Regions from separate parts of the Mus musculus genome. Here region 2 is linked to region 1. Evidence: chromatin loops called from intact Hi-C (ENCODE). Cell type or tissue: gastrocnemius. All regions are shown on one strand.

The links. Peaks named below come from ENCODE experiments on the same cell type or tissue, not always from the same donor. Only the 100,000 strongest peaks of a DNase experiment are listed, where the experiment ranks them.
Region 2: a loop joins it to region 1, with 3 times the contacts of the local background. A loop is called at or near these places in 16 of 42 quality-filtered maps.

What each region holds. Positions count from the first base shown.
Region 1 is chr15:102,003,927-102,011,926 of GRCm38, reverse strand. Krt8 (keratin 8) reads left to right here and starts at 7,585. Exons shown (of 9, transcript NM_031170.2): 1 at 7,585-8,000. The coding sequence starts at 7,688. It overlaps Gm36026 (a long non-coding RNA gene), which reads right to left and starts at 5,784. Exons shown (of 2, transcript XR_875678.2): 1 at 5,392-5,784; 2 at 2,482-3,910. It overlaps Gm41404 (a long non-coding RNA gene), which reads left to right. Exons shown (of 2, transcript XR_875679.1): 2 at 1-1,336. In gastrocnemius, no CTCF peak of the experiment used is centred here; no DNase peak of the experiment used is centred here; H3K27ac peaks cover 608 bases.
Region 2 is chr15:102,061,836-102,069,835 of GRCm38, reverse strand. No RefSeq gene overlaps it. Among named protein-coding and RNA genes, the nearest start is that of Eif4b, 7.9 kb to the left of the region's middle. In gastrocnemius, no CTCF peak of the experiment used is centred here; DNase peaks (open chromatin) are centred at 3,978 and 4,417.

The sequences.
Region 1 (8,000 bases):
CAGCATGCCCCAAGTCCTAGGGCTGATGCCTCCCTCCCTCCCTGCACCCCCCAAAAGAAAATGTCACCTTTTTCCAGTGTGGCATGATCAGCAGGGGAGAAAATAGGTCACCAGGTCACCATCATCAGCCTTTGCTAACTACTGAGTATACTCTGGCCTTTCACACACACACTCACATGCACACATATACACACAGACACACACACATGCACACACACATATACACATACCTGTCCCACCTGTTCCACTCTTCCCTAGGAATTTTGGGCTTGGCCCCTTGGCTTTTTACATTTTCATATCTTTCTAACTACCTTTTTTTCAGGTTTCTGATTTGTTGTTGTTCGTTTTTTTAAAGACAGCATCTCTATAAAGCCCTGACTGTCCTGGGGTGTGCTGTGTAGAGCAGGCGACTTCAAACTCACAGAGATCCACCTGCCTCTGCTGCTGTTCACACACTTCTGGTTTGTAGCTGTTTGTTGTGTTTTGTTTTTTGTTTTTGTTGTTGTGTTTGTATGGGGCTGGGATTGAACCTAGAACTTCACAGTGAACAACAAGTACTCTACCTCCAGCCTTTACACCTTACTTTTCTAGTCTGGGTGTGGTAGTGCATGCCTGTATTCCCAGCACTTGGAGAGGAAGCTGAGGCAGGAGCATTGCCATGTGTTGAAGGCCAGTTTGGATTACATATCAAGTTCCAACCCAGCCTGGGTTACAGAGTCTGACTCAGCTATCCTACCAGACCCTCATTATTTATTATTTTTCTAAATTTAGCTTGCTCAAAGGTTCCCTTTCCCTAAAAGTTCTACAGCACATGTCTTAATCCTTTATTTATGTGACATCAATGGTTTGTTGGCAAGACATCGGAGGCTGGCTCACTGTGTATGCTGACATCTTCATGAGCCTGTAGCTCTTTGGGGTTCCACATCTGTATTTGTGTACATTTGAGTCAGTGCCAGTAATGAACATCTGTTGTTTTTGCCTGCCTGGCCTCTCCCACTTCTCATTTTGGTGAATGGCCTCTTTTCTCTCCTTGCATTAGTTTGGGTGGGCCTGACCCTCCCCGATTTCCCACTGGCTCATCTTGGGATCTGTCTGGCTCAAGTGATAGCATTTTATTATTCTCCTGACCAAAGGCTTGGTTCAGAAATAGGCATGTGATCTGTCAGCTGATGTAGCGTCACCCTTGGAATTTCAGCTAGACACATCTGGAAATAAGCAGTCCCTTGGTGATATCCATCCTAGTCACAGCTTGGGGACAGCCTGCTGAGGAGGAGGGAGAGTACAAGCCAAATGCACTCCCAACTGAGAAAACAAATAAATGATCTTTTATGCTGAAGCTGGGTTGACTGGGTATCAGTCATTTGCTATCAAGAGCCTAGTTCTGTGTTGTGTGTTGGACATGTGTGTATGTGTGGTGTGTGCTGCTGTGCACATGTGTCTTATGCACATGTCACAGGTATAGGAAGGCAGCGTTTATGAGTCTGAGATGGTGGGAGCAGGGCGGGAAGAAAGGATGGCACATGCACTTATGCTCATACGCATCATGGGGATGTGAGCAGGCCAAGGGGTTGTGGGCCACACGTATGAGAGAGGAGGAACACATGTGTATGTGTGAGTGTGTGTGTGTGTGTGTGTGTGTGCGTGTGTGTGTGCTGTGCTCATGGTGAAAGGGAGGGAGGGGCTCTGAGGACAAGTTGAGGTTGTGTGGAATGGGAGTAGACCTGTGAGTTGCTCTTCTGGGAGAGAACCTGAGGTCCTGCCTAGCTTTGCATTCAAATGTATATGTACCCCCAAAAGCACCTGCCTGGCCAACAGGATGGCTCAGCCTGGAAAGCCATGTGCTACACAAGCCTGGTGACCTCAGTCCTGTCTCCAGAAGTCACATGAAAGTGAAAAGACAAAAAACAAACAAACAAAAAAACAAACAAAAAGTGAAAAGAGAGAAGAGACTCCATAGTTTCCCCTGACCGATTATCACACACATGTTCAACTGTTCATGCACATGCCATGCAACCTCAGTTTGACCTCACAGTCCCTCTGTCTCACACACACACTCACACACACTCACACACACTCACACACACTCACACATACTCACACATACACACATTTACATACACAACTCACACACTTACATACACTCACACACAGACACACATACACTCACACACACACACACTCACAGATACTCACACATACACACATTCACATACACAACTCACTCACATACACTCACACACACTCATACACAGTCATATACACATGCACATACACACAGTCACACACACACATACACACATTCATACACACACTCAAACATACTCACATACACTCACATACATACTCACACACACACAGATTCACATACACACTCACACACACACTACTAAAACTACTTATAATTAAAAAATACAGCCTGTCTATTATCAGATCCACCCAACTACAATCATCAGCGCTTTCCAATGGCCGAAGACAAATTCCTTAGATAATCGAATGTTATATAGACTCATAAAATTTTTGTTGATGTTGGTGAAGCTGGAACGATCAGAGGCAGTTTAGGCACACCCATGAGTATCAGAGGAGGAAGCTGACAGGGGAGCGAGGTTGGAGCACAAAGATTTCCCCAGAACAGAGGCATTGCTCCCTCAAGTCAATGGGGACTGTGGGCAGGGCTGGCCTTGGGGCACTCCCTTCTGAGGAGCCTCCCTCAGCCCTTCCTCTCCAAGGTTGCAGTTGCTTTTATGGCTGATGATCTACTAAAGCTCCTGCGATATCGGGGTGTCTGTGGCCCCCAGTTCTGAGCTGTTTCTAAGACAGCCCTGGATGCGGCTGTTTCTTTGCTGTCTATGCTTCGTTGCATCAATCAGAGGGACCTTCCTAAGCCAGAGTCTCCTGGCCAGGGCTGTGCAGAGTGATCTCTGACCAGGTACACATTGGCCATCCAGCCCTCTGTGCATCCAAAGCCCCTATCTTCTTACGCCTAGTCTCAAAACCCTCTGCTCTCCATCCTGCCATTCACATGACATGACTGTGGAGAACAAATGGTGATGGCCTTGGCCATGGTGGGCTGAGACACTGAGGCTAACACACCTCCCAAAGGCCACCCTGCCATTGTCTTTTCAGGGCTCTTCTGGTCTCTGAGGCTTCTCCTTATGTCACTGATCCTATGAATCTGGGAAACAGAAAGGACACTTCTCTTCATCCGGGAGACAGTGCTTAACATGTAGTCCTGGCTGACCCTGAACTTGCTATGTTGCTGAAGATGCGTATAAACGTCTGGTCCTCTTGTATCGACCTCCTGAGACATAGGATTACAGGTGTGCACCACCATGCTTAGTTTATGTGGTGTTGGGGATGAAACGTCTGTGCATGCTGGGCTGGCACTCTATCAACTGAACAGCCCTTGGCCCAAGAGTCTCTTCTTGGCTAGTCCAGAGCACCCAGAGCCAGAAGCATCTGCACCTGACTTGTTAGCTTCCTGGGGTACTCCGGAGAGTTATAGGAAAGCCAGGCATTCAGAAATTCTTAGCCAGATCCCACGAAGCACAGGCTTTTAGGAGTAGATGACTGGAAGATGTTCTTTTCCAACTTCAAAAGATTCCCATTAAGGGAGGCTCTAGAATGTTCCGAGGGACCAGAGAAGGTAGGAAAGGGCCAAATGAAACTTGGAAGTTTTCATTGTAGACCCGGTGGGCTTCAGGTGGCAGCGGTGTGAAGAAGGAAGCTTCGCCATCTCACTTGACCCTGGGTCTTCCGGCTTCTTGGGGCCGATGACACAGTCCTTCCCATCAACTATGCATCTTCTGGTGCTGTATGTACCAGAGTGAACACTCCCTGACTTGGAAGCTTGATTCTCTTCAGGGTAGTCAGTCCATTTCCCGTTTTGAGGCTTTAATTATCAGAGCCATGACTTAAAATGAAGAAAAGAAAAAAATATATCAATCACTCGAGCCTGGTGGTACAGGTCTGCAGTTCCTTGAGTCTGTCTGACAGGCTGAGGGAGGTGATAAGCTGGAGTGACCTGGACTACACAGCAAGTTTAGCCTGAATGAACAACCTAAACAGTCTCAAAACACTGGAGAACGGAGAGAAGGCTGGGGATGTAGCTCTGTGGTGGATCACTTGCCCCCTCCGTTTGTTAGGCGCAGACAATGAACAATGTTGCCTGGAGGCACACAGCAAGGAACCAACAATCAACTTAATTACTTGTTCTGTGGCTTACAGATGGCAGTCCACACCATCTGTGGCTTCCTATTTAAGCTGTTCAGCTGCATACCCCCAGCTGTTTATACTCCCAGCTGTTTATATGCTGCCGCTCTCAATATTTAAAATTGCTCTGTTGTTCAAAGTGATTTTGGTACTTTTAGGACATTACCCCCCATGCAGGGACGGCCTTTACTTTGCCTCCTGTTCCTAGCCCAGGGTCTGGTGTACAAACTCACTGCTCTTTTACGGAGCTCATTTATGCTTCTGCAACACCCCCCCTTTCCTCCTCTGAGACAGAGTCTCTTGTTCTCAGGTTGGCCTTAAACTCAAAATGTAGCTGAGGAGAACCCTGAACTTCGCTCCTCCTGCCCCAACCTCCCAAGTGCCAGAATTATAGGCATGGATCACCACGCCCAGTTATGTGGTACTGGCACAAAACCCAGGTTTTGTGGCATGCAAGACAAACAATTGAGCTACGTACGTCCTAAGCCACTAACCACCCCATGATTATATTTTTAAAATTACTTTCATTTACTTGTGTATATGTGTTCAGTGGCAGAGGAAGGCTGGGTCTTAACATAGGAGGCCTCCTTTTCCCCTTGGCTTTCCAGGAAAGACATATTAGGGCAGAGCTGTCTGTGCAGGGCACCCTCACCTCCTCACAAGTGTGTATGACTCTTTTGTTGAACAAGCTTTGGTGACCACAGTGGCCAGAGACAGCCTTACAAGGACTTATACCTGTGGCTGCCCTAGTTTGGTTCTTTCTTCTCTGACCACTTGGCCCTAGTCCCTGAGCCCTTTCCCTTTTACCTCTATCTTGGGGAAGTTCCAGGACAGAGCAGCTCTGGTTTCTCTTGCTGAGCAGAGACCATATTGGGAGGGGCTGGTTGGGGGGGTCTCTGGAAATAACAAAGAGTTGACAAATGGTAAGCCCTGGGTTGAGCTTTGAGCTGCACAGCACAGGGGTCTCACCTTTACTGCCTCCTTACCCACACCTTGAGAGACACTCCTGGGACCAAGAAACCAGGCAGCTAGGGTGGAGGAAGCTGAGATTTCAGAAAGAGAGCTGGATGACGAGCTTTTACGAGTTGCCTAAATCAGTCCTTCCCTTCAGGTCCCTCCAAAACTGGTGTGGGGGAAGGGGAGAAAGGGAGAGTTGGCTGTCCCTCCCCAGGGCTGTCATACCTGTCTGACCAGCTGCTCCGTTTCTCCTTCCGCTTTCTCTCACAGCTCGGTGCGGCGCCGGCCGCGGTTCCCTCCCTTTGGTTTGCTGGAAAAAAAAATCTCCAATCTTGCTGGGTGTGGGCCTGTGTTAGAGAGGGGGTGATAAACACACACCTAAATTGATTTTCACCTGAAAACGGAGTGTTGACTGAGGGGGATGTGAGAGGGCCTGGTGTAAATAGGATTTCCCTTTTCCTAGCATGCTGGAAGCCCAAGGCTGGGGACTCCTAGCAAAAGACAGGCAAGGAAGGAATATGGTCTCTGTGCAATCCTTGGGGATTTCTAGATTGGTCTTTCTGGAAGTGTCCTCAGACAGACAGACAGACAGACAGACAGACAGACAGACACACACACACACACACACACACACACACACAGGTAGGGGTGGCTTCTCAGACAAAGAGGGAGAGAGGTGTGCCGTGTAGGGAAGGAACATGTCTGTGTGTCTCTAGGGGTGACTTTCTGGGTCTCTGTCCCTTTTGGCAGGAACATATATGTGCCCATCCTGGGTCTCTGTCCCTTTGCCTATATGTGCCCATAGAGCAGTCCTGGGTGTTTCTCCTAGGGGGGCGGAATCCATAGACAGTTCTCTTAGTAGGTGCTTACTCTTTTCCCTGGCTATGGGGTGGTGTCTGCTACCGCCCAGTTCCCCAGGGAATTTGGATATCTGTCATCTATTGGTTTCCTTAATTGAGATCCACCCAATCCCCACATCACACCCTGAAGTGCCTTCCAGAGAGCCCAACCCATCAGGTAATTTAATTGCAGGTGGAATCTTTGCCTTGGGGACCCAAACCTCTTGCCTGCTTGCTCCACCCAGGCCTGGAGGGCCTTGCTCTGCTCCCCAGTCTCCAACCTCTCACAGGTGCAGGCTGTGCCCCAGCTTGTTCTCCTGACTCACTCTGATAATGGGATAATGAGTTCAGAGAGACAGGTGCAGGGAGACAGGGTACTATCCTCATCACATCTGGCCAGCCTGGGGCCGGGGGCAGAGGAGAAGGGTCCAGGTGGCTGGAGAATGAGTCACCACCAGCAGGGCCATCCCGTTCCAAGGCACCATGAGTCACTGCCCTGGCAGCCTGGGGAAGGTGTCTCCAAAGAAGCGATTGCAACAAAGCCCCTGTGCCTCTATTCTCTGGGGTCTCCCTTTTCTGCCTTGGCCTCTGTCCCTCAGTCTTTGTTATTCCTCGAGGCCTCTGTCTGGTCTGGGGAATTCTCTCGGGTCTGGGTAGGAAAGGAGAATACTGTGCTGTGTCCAGAGAGAAGAGCTGCGTTTGATTTCTCTTTACCTTGCACAAGAGAGAAGACAGCTAGAAGCCTGTGTTTCATTCATTCCTCAAATATCTACCTACCTTCCCACCCCCCTTTGCCAGCCTATGGGTGCAGGATGCTGCACAGGTAGCGGGGTGGGGTAGTGGTGTTAGCTGTAACCTGGGCAGACAAAGCAAACAGGAGCTTGGGAACGAAAGGGCCCTGCTGGTCAGCCTGGCCAGCTCCACCTAAAGGAGGTCTCTTGGAGGTATTAGGAGAGACCAGCCAGAGATGTGGTGGATGAGGCACACCCTCAGTCCTAGTGCTGGCTGGTAAAGGCCGGTGCCGGCTTTGGTTAGGCTTCAGGGTACTTATACCCCCAAAGGGGTTGTGACCCCCCCCCCCCAAGATTCTGAACCACAGGATATTTGATATGTCACCTCTGGGAAAACATAGCTCTATCCCTAGAGGGATTGCAACCCACTGGTGGAGAACCTACAGCATATCTGTTACGTGACTCCCGAGGAAGGGCCCTTCCGACCTTCCTTGAGTTTCAACTTCTAGTGAGTTCTAGTAGCTTGCCTGTGTTGAGTTGAGACCCAGTGTTTTAAACTAAAATGCCTGGGAACCCTTTCAGCCCAAGTAGTTCTCACAGGAGGGCAGGAGATAAGACAGCTTAGGTCAGAGATCCCAGGCTCACTTCCTGCCTTCACAGGGATCAATTGCTCTCTCCTGGATTTTTAGGGTGGGGCTGGAGAGGGATCCCGGGTGGGAACAGCTCTCTGCTGCCCTCACCTGAGTCCCGTCTGGAGGTTGCAGACGTTGGGTTAGGCCCTGCCCTCTAGTGTCTAGCCACTCAGGTAAGAGGCCCTTTTCCCTCCCCTGGGGCTGGCCTCTTCTTTTATAAAGGGCCTTCGCTGGGCGCTGTCCCACCGTCTAGAAGCAGCTGCTTAGCTCGCTCTCGAACCTCCGTCTTCAGCTCACTGCCTTCGCTCCAGACTTCACCATGTCCATCAGGGTGACTCAGAAATCCTACAAGATGTCCACCTCCGGTCCCCGGGCCTTCAGCAGCCGCTCGTTCACGAGTGGACCCGGTGCCCGCATCAGCTCTTCCAGCTTTTCCCGGGTGGGCAGCAGCAGCAGCAGCTTCCGGGGAAGCATGGGCACCGGCGTGGGTCTGGGCGGCTTTGGCGGGGCTGGTGTCGGGGGCATCACAGCCGTCACGGTGAACCAGAGCCTGTTGAGCCCCTTGAAGCTGGAGGTGGACCCCAACATCCAGGCTGTGCGCACTCAGGAGAAGGAGCAGATTAAATCCCTGA
Region 2 (8,000 bases), 58 kb before region 1:
CAGCTAATAAAGCTGAAGCTGCTTACAGATGGGCTGCATGTTTTCTCAGAGACACCCAGACAACAATGTTAAAAACATCAAACTATACTCATCTAGGGCCAGGATGCTTGTAATGTGTTACTGTATCAACACTCGCCTCTGGACCCTAAATCTAAACAGCGCATCTCATAAAACTGTCTTCATGGGGTGGGAGATGGAGTTTCGTTGATAGAGGGTCCGCTTAGCATGCCTGAGACCCTGGGCTTGATCCTCATCTCTGCATAGAAGGGCACGGCGACAGAAAAATCCCAGCACTTGGGAGGCAGAAGTAGAGTACTCCGGTGTTTAGTGTGATCCTCAGCTGCAGAGGAAGTTTGAGGCCAGCCTCAGAATTCCCCGTGGGTGGGGGTAGGGGTGGGGTGGGGGTGGGGAGGTTGTAAGTAACATCTACCATTCTTTCCAAGGTTTAAACAACAACCTGAGGTAGACTTCTCTCAACTTCATGCAAGGGAACCAATGGGCTCATTAGCTTCCTTGTACAGGGAGCCTAGGTGAGGGGTTATGTACAGGAGTGTGGGTGCTCCCCAGCCCACAGCATCTGCAAAGCCTTACCTAGCAAGGGGAGGGTTTCCCTGTAGCTCTGCATAGATGGAGCTCGAACCAGTCTTGCCCAACCTAGCCCTTCCCCAGGCCAAGTGCAGAGTTGCCAGGTGGTTGGGAGCAGCTGGTCTCCCAGATGTGAATCTCATGCCCTCTGTGTGGGGTGGAGGCACATATACGTGCAAAAGTGTGCATCTGCACACACACAGGCTTAAAAAATACTTTTATATAAATAAATATTTTAAAAAGTAATCATTAAAAAATAAATGAATAAATTTTGTTATAAGCTTTGGCTGCAAAAGTATTCTGAATTGTTAAAAAGTTTATTCTCAAATGATCAGTTACAAGGCTTTGGTGGCTCAATGGGTAGAGCACCTGAGTTTGATTCCTTGAGCCCACACAGTGGAAGGGGAGAACAAACTCCTGAAAGCTGTGCTCTGGTTTCTACATGCAGGCATGCGCACAGAAATAAATAGATACATAAATTACATTTTAAAAAAATAGATGTGGAAAAACTTTGGGTGGCCTCTGAATTGACTTCCATATGGACCACCGTGTTTTCTAAAAGGTAAGTAATCAAAGTGTGTTCACTGGGAACTTCGAGTTTATCGTTAAAAACTACCCTAGCTGGACATAGATTGAGGCTAGCCTGGCTGTTCATCAACATCCTGTGTCAAAAGAAAGGAAGGACCCCCCCCCCCGACACACACACACATAGTATTTTATCTCTGATCTTATTTAGAATGGCCCACATGGGGACAATAAAAGACAGTTTGGGTTACTGGAGAGACAGCTCAGTAGTTAACATCTGCTCTTCTAGAGGTCCTGAGTTCAATTCCCAGCAACCACATGGTGGCTCATAACCATCTGTAATAGGATCCAATGCTGCCTTCTGGTGTGTCTGAAGACAGTGTACTCACATATATAAAGTAAACAAATCCTTAAAAAAAAGATAGTTTGACTTTTAGTCACTTTTACTATTTTAAAATTCACTACAGATACAACAGTCCCATATTCTCCAAGTCAAGACAGTCTCTTTGATAGTCCCCGAATGATGCTGCTTGCCTTGTTAAAAAAAAAGATGTGTTATTTTCAGGGGACTCAAGTTCAAATACCCTCAAGTGTCTGTAAGCAAGTGTGCAAAGCTACGTATGGGGCTGTGGTGTAGAGTCTGGAATATAGAAGAATACATGATCGCTGGAAGGCACTCACATTTTTTGTCTTACTATTTGACATCTGTCTACCACTGTCTCCCAGGAGAGCTAACAGTTGGTAATGATACTGACTAATCCACAATATGATGACTTCTGAGGATTCTCTGCTAGGCCATTTAGCTTTGCCCAAACCTTTTGTATCATGGGTCACCAATACCTATTCCCACATGCTTTAGAACCACCCAGTTGTCCTGGCACACTGTAAGCACACAGAGCAGTAGATCTGTATCGGATGAGTGAGTGCTGGGGATTTAGCTCAGCTGATGCAGTGATTGCCTAGCATCCGGGATGGACTGAGTTGGAGTCCCACAAGTCCAGGGTCATCCTTGACTACATAGTAATTTTGAGCTCAGCCTGGGCTACACGAGACCCTGTCATAAAACAAAACAAGTGAATACACACCAAACACTATACAGAGATTTCTAAGTATGATTTGGAATGGTGTGAACATAAAAGTAAAAGAGCCCCTTATTTTTACACTAAGACAGGAGGTAAAATTAGACAGATACTGATTCCTGTGCCAGTGAGAAGACAACAAACCTGAGAATCCTGGGAAGCAGAGAACTGAAGTAGGTGGTCCGTAAATGAGATGTGAATCTAAGCCCACTCTGCTTCCTGGTGTGTGGGTTGGGGTAAAAGAGATGGGCTGCCCTGTCAGACCCAGTCTGAAAGTATGGCTCTGCATGAATCTCAAGAGTAGGCTCACAGTTTGTATCAGACTGTCATACTTGAATGGGTAAGTGTGCTTTCTGCAGGAACATCTGCAAAACAGCTTTTAAGTGGCCAGAGGCCAGTGCACTTGCCTAGCATAGGAAGGTCCCAGGCTCAAACTCCAGGACACACACACACACATACATGCACACACACAGCCAGAGAGATTGCTTGTTGAAGTTCAGTTTTTGATGGCAGTAGATTAAAAACAATATAAACATCCCAAAATAAGGACCACTTACATAAAATTATGTGACATTCATTGAGGGGATACAGAGTGAGTTTCAGGACAGCCAGGACTATACAGAGAAACCCTGTCTTGAAAAAAAATACCAAAAACCAAAACCAAAACAAAAAACCCCATTTATTTGTACGTGCACGCGTGAAAGTCATGGAACAACTTCGAGGAGTTGGTTTTCCCCTTCTGTTGTGTAAGTCCTAAGGGTTGGACTTAGGTCATGAGGCTTCATGAACAATGCCTTTACAAGCCAAGCCATCACCCTGCCTCTGCTTTTTTGTCTTGTTTGTTTGAAACAGTTTCTTTCATATGTCCTCGTAGTATTGGCTGTCCTGAACCTCACTATGTAGATCAGGCTGGCCTTAAACTCACAGAGATACTCCTGCCTCTGTTTTGGTTTTTTGTTTTTTTAATTTTCAAGGCAGGGTTTCTCTGTGTAGCCCTGGCTGTCCTGGGTCTCACTCTGAAGATCAGGGTGGCCTCAAACTCAGAAATCTGCCTGTCTCTGCCTCCTGAGTTCTGGAATTAAAGGCATGCGCCACCACCGCCCGGCTCTGCCTCTGCTTTTTGAATTCTGAGGTCAAAGGTGTGCACCACCACACCCAGTCCAAGCCCTTGCTTTTGTAATAAAGACCAAATAAGGGGTTGTCGAGGTGGCTCAGCTGCCCTTGCAGAGGACCTGGGTTCCACAAGGCAGCTCACCACTGTCTAAGATGCCTCCGTGGGTAACAGGCACACACTTGGCTCACACAAAGACACACAGGCAAATACTCATACACATAAAACTAAAATGTAATAAGCATTTGTTGTTTGTGTGGTGATGGATAAGCAGAAGTCAGAAGCTGAGGTAGTAGGATTGAGGAGGACTGGGAAGTAGCAAGGTGGACATAAAGGATGTGCCAAGTGCTGAAGGAAAGTGGGAGGTGCTGGAGGGGACAGGCAACAGGGAACCTGGGATAGTTCGGGCACAAGTGAGATGACAGAGATTGAGAGTCACAGCCAGTTCCTTGACTCCTATCCACACCTCTAGCACGGCCCTTCATGACAGACTGGCATGGATGAAGCTCTGGAGGGGGATTTAGACCTATTGATGTTACCCACATTCAGCATACTTTAAGTGGAAAATTGGGAGAGGAACGCGGGACAGAGCGACCGCCTGTTAGTAGAACCGTCCAAATGGTGGCGCTGTAAGCCAGGAAATCAGAGCGCGGCACCGCGGCTGCTGGTTAGAAAGAAGCCGCTGCGTTTGCAGCTAGAAGGCCACCAGGGGGCAGAGAAGGGCAAGGGCCGCTAGGGCCGGGACTTCAGCTGCTATCAGTAGAGTGGAGACTGCTGATGAAGCTGTGTGAGGACAAATAAGCGGGTTTGGAATGAAATGTCTGAAGGGACAGTTCGAACGGTTATCCAAAGCGAAGCTTCAGACTTCCTCTGTCCCGAGACATGCACTTGCTCAGAGCCTGGCTCTCTCAGATGTTTGGTTTTCTCTTCCGTCTCCCTCTTTCTTTCTTCCTTAATACTGAACACCTCTGGTCACCAGAGTCCGAGAAAGCAAAGGAGACATCCATGAGGATGAGGTAGGAAGGGATTGGGTGTGTGTGCGCGTGTGCCAGAAAGCAGGTTGGGGAGGAACGGCTTTATTTGGCTTACATGTTCAGCTATCACGGAGGGAAGTCAGGCAGGAACTCAAACAAGGCAGACAGTTGGAGGCAGGAGCTGATGCAGAGGCCGTGGGGGAGTGCTGCTTATTGGCTTGCTCCCCCATGGCTTGCTCATTTTGCTCTCTTATAGAACCCAGGACCACCAGCCCAGAGATGGCAACGCCTACAGTGGGTTGGGCCCTCCCACATCAATCACTAACTAAGAAAGTGCCCTAGAGTTGGATCTAATGGAGTCATTTTCTCAACTGAGGCTCCCTCCTTTCAGATAACTCTAGCTTGTGTCAGGTTGACATAAAACTAGCCAGCACAACATGACTAGGGAGTATGGTCAAGGTAGAGAAGCCAGCCTAAGTGCTGTTGGAAGGGATGCGGAGGAGGAGGAGGAAGAGGAGGAGGAGGAGGAGGAGGAGGAGGAGGAGGAGGAGGAGGAGGAGGAGGCGGTGGCTGCATGAAGACAGGAAGTGATGTTAGAAGAGGGGGCGGGTCCAGACCTTGGCCAGGCTTTTCCACCCACCTAGGATGCCCTTCCACACCGGGTGCGCATTCATTTCCAACGGGTTCCTTAAGGGCCAATCAGAGGTCACAGCTTTCTTGATTCTCCAAGACAACTTTGTCTTTTAATAGCTGGATCATAATTTATATTACTGGATACTGAGGATAGACGTCTCACAGCAGTGCTAGCATGGTGTCTGGTCTAGTACAGGCAGGACAGACACACGGACTAATGAATGATTTGTTGATTTTTTTCACCTTTCTTTTAAGAAAGATGTATTGCGTTTAAACCATGCATATGTACGGGTGTGTGTGTGTGTATTTTATTTGTGCAAAGATACTCTCAGAGACCAGAGGTGTTAGATCCCCTAGACCCGGAGTTGCAGGCAGTTGTGAGTTGAACTTTGAAAGAACAGCAAGCACTCTTAACTCCTGAACTCTCCAGCCCTGAATTCCATGACCTTTCTGTTGAGGAGAGCGTGGAGAGAGGCAGACTGACTGAGAGACTCAGGTATTTCCCTCCGAGGCTGTTTCTGATATTTTGTACGTGAGCGTTCTGGGGTGTGGAGGTGTGTGTCTGCTTGAGTGTGTGCGTGCGTGCATGCATGCATGCGCCTGTTTGTCCTTTTAGGGCCCTGAAACTTCCAGGCCCTCTTGTGTTATCTTAGGAAGTGCATCTCAAGGGATGATTTTAGAGTAGACAAGGAAAGAGAAAATGGAGACAGACTCCTGTTCTCTGTCCTTCCAGTGGGCCAGACATCCAGACAGCAGGGTCAGAGGTGCAGGCAGGGGTGGGGTGGGGAGGGTGCCAAGCTGAGGGAAAGGCTGGCCCTTCTCTGCTTTGTATAGAAAGAACACACTACAGTTGTTTTCTCATGAAGATGAGAAGCTGCAGGGTCCTCTGGAATGTAAACAGCAGATAAGACTGCCCCCCTCCAAGTAAAGTTCATTTTCTTTAATCTAGAATACATACCCCGTTCTTTCTCACGATTTGGTTTTGGTCCCTTTAGCCTCTGTAGTCAGGTTCCTAATCTACCTCCACCCCTTCCTTCCTCAGCTTCTGTGTCTCTCTTTGGGCTTCTCTACTCTGTTATAGTCTCCTTTTACACATGACCTGAGCATCTGGACTTGGAAGGGGTCTCTCATTTAAATCAGTTAAATCTCTTAAGTTCTGGCTAAGAAGGTTCTGCCCCTCCCATTGTGGAATTCTTTCTTGTCTCTTTAGGAAGAAGAGAGCAGATCACATTTTGGCACAAATGCAGTGTTCATTCAAATAACTGATGCCCTAGATAAAAAGCCAAGGGCTGTGAGGCCAGGCTCTCCAGTTAGGGAAAGAGCAATCTCTCTGAATGGAGCCAGTGTAGTAGAGAGAGTAGAGGGGTGTCTGAGGAGAGAGCCCAGGAGCTGAGAGTTAGGAGAGGAAGGCCTCAGGGAAGGAGAGTGTAAAAAGGAGCAGGAAGAACCCCTGGCAGGCGGTGCCTTAGGCAAGCACAGGGCTCAAAGGGGTCTGGGAGAATGAAGGAAGGAGCCAACTATGGGGGACGGTGGAGATGGAATGTGGGGATAAGATTAGATTTTGTTTTTAACTTTGTGAAGTTTAATGATGTTTACAGAGCCAGGAGGGAGTGGAGACAGAAGGTGTGTGTGGTGGGGAGGTGGGGGGGGGTTGAAGGTAACAGGAGGAGGGAGGGATCACTGTGGACTGTTATCAGCAAAGGGCTAGGTGAAGGGTCATACACCGATCTCCATCCCTCCACCCCCACTCCATGTCCTCCTTGCCCTACCCTACAGGCCTGTGTGTTTGGGGGCTGGTCATTTGGCCTGTTTCTAGAAAAAAATTTCACATTATTTATTCATCTTATGTGGGGGAGGGCCAGGTGTCAGGGTGTGAGAGAGGAAGGGGGCAGAAAACTTTCAGGAGTCAATTCTCTCCATCACTCAGATCCCAGGGGCTGAACTCTGGTGATCATCTTGGCACTTTTATCCACTGAGCTATTTTGCTGGCCCAGACACTTGCTTATATAAATGTGTGTGTCATGCTTCTAAATGTGGGAAGAGGGGCTTCTACATTTTTAAACCAACATTTCTACTCTATAATGTCTGCCCCCTCCAAAAATGGCTCCCACTTTAATTCTACAAAGGAAGATTTCCCTGGACCCAGCCAGATGACTCTATGAGCCCTCATGGCTCTCACCACTCCCTGTCTCTACCCTATGTTACATTCACCTATCAGCATGTTACCCCCCCCCACCCCCCCGAAGCTCTCTCCCCTTCCTACTCCCCATGACCCTCCATCTCTGTAATGCTGGGCACAACCTTTTGTGACAAAGAAGAGCTGGATCTCAGGCTCCTAGCTTTTCCTGTGGACAAGTCTTTCTGGTGTAGGCATGGACATGTTGTTTTATACTCAAGACAGCAAGGCTGCACCTCCTCCATAAAGCTCTGGCTTTAGGAAAGGGGAGGGGAGCCTGTGTGAGGGATCAGGAGGAGGAGGAGGAGGTGTGTGTGTGTGAGAGAGAGAGAGAGAGAGAGGGAGAGAGAGAGAGACAGAGACAGAGACAGAGAGAGACAGACACACACACACAGAGACAGAAAGACAGACAGAGAACACAGGACTTGGGATCTAATGATGCCTGCCCCAGCATACCCAGTCCCTGTTGCCTGACACTCGCTGACATCACCATTACTGTTCTATTGAGTGTATAATTTACTTTTCTATTATCACTGCTACTATTTGGTATGTGCATGTGTGTACAGTGCACGGTACCAAACCCGGGGCCTCACATATGCTGAGCAAGTAATCTACCACTGATCTATTCCCACAAACAATGGTTATTATTATTTTGGCACTGTGGATAGAGCCTAGAGCCTTCTACACAGTAAACTCTCTTCCCATTCTGTCACTGAGCTGCACTCCCGGTCCTATGATTGGAATTTCATTCACTACATGAGCAGTAAGCTCCCTCTCTTAATGTGGGACATGTCACATCACACCGGGGTTCTATGGTTTATTTCTGCATTGGCATGCCATGAGCCTCTTTGAGTCTGGAGTTTGAGTTCCTGAGCCTCTGCCAGTTAGACCTGCTGTAAGGCTCAAACATTAAACAG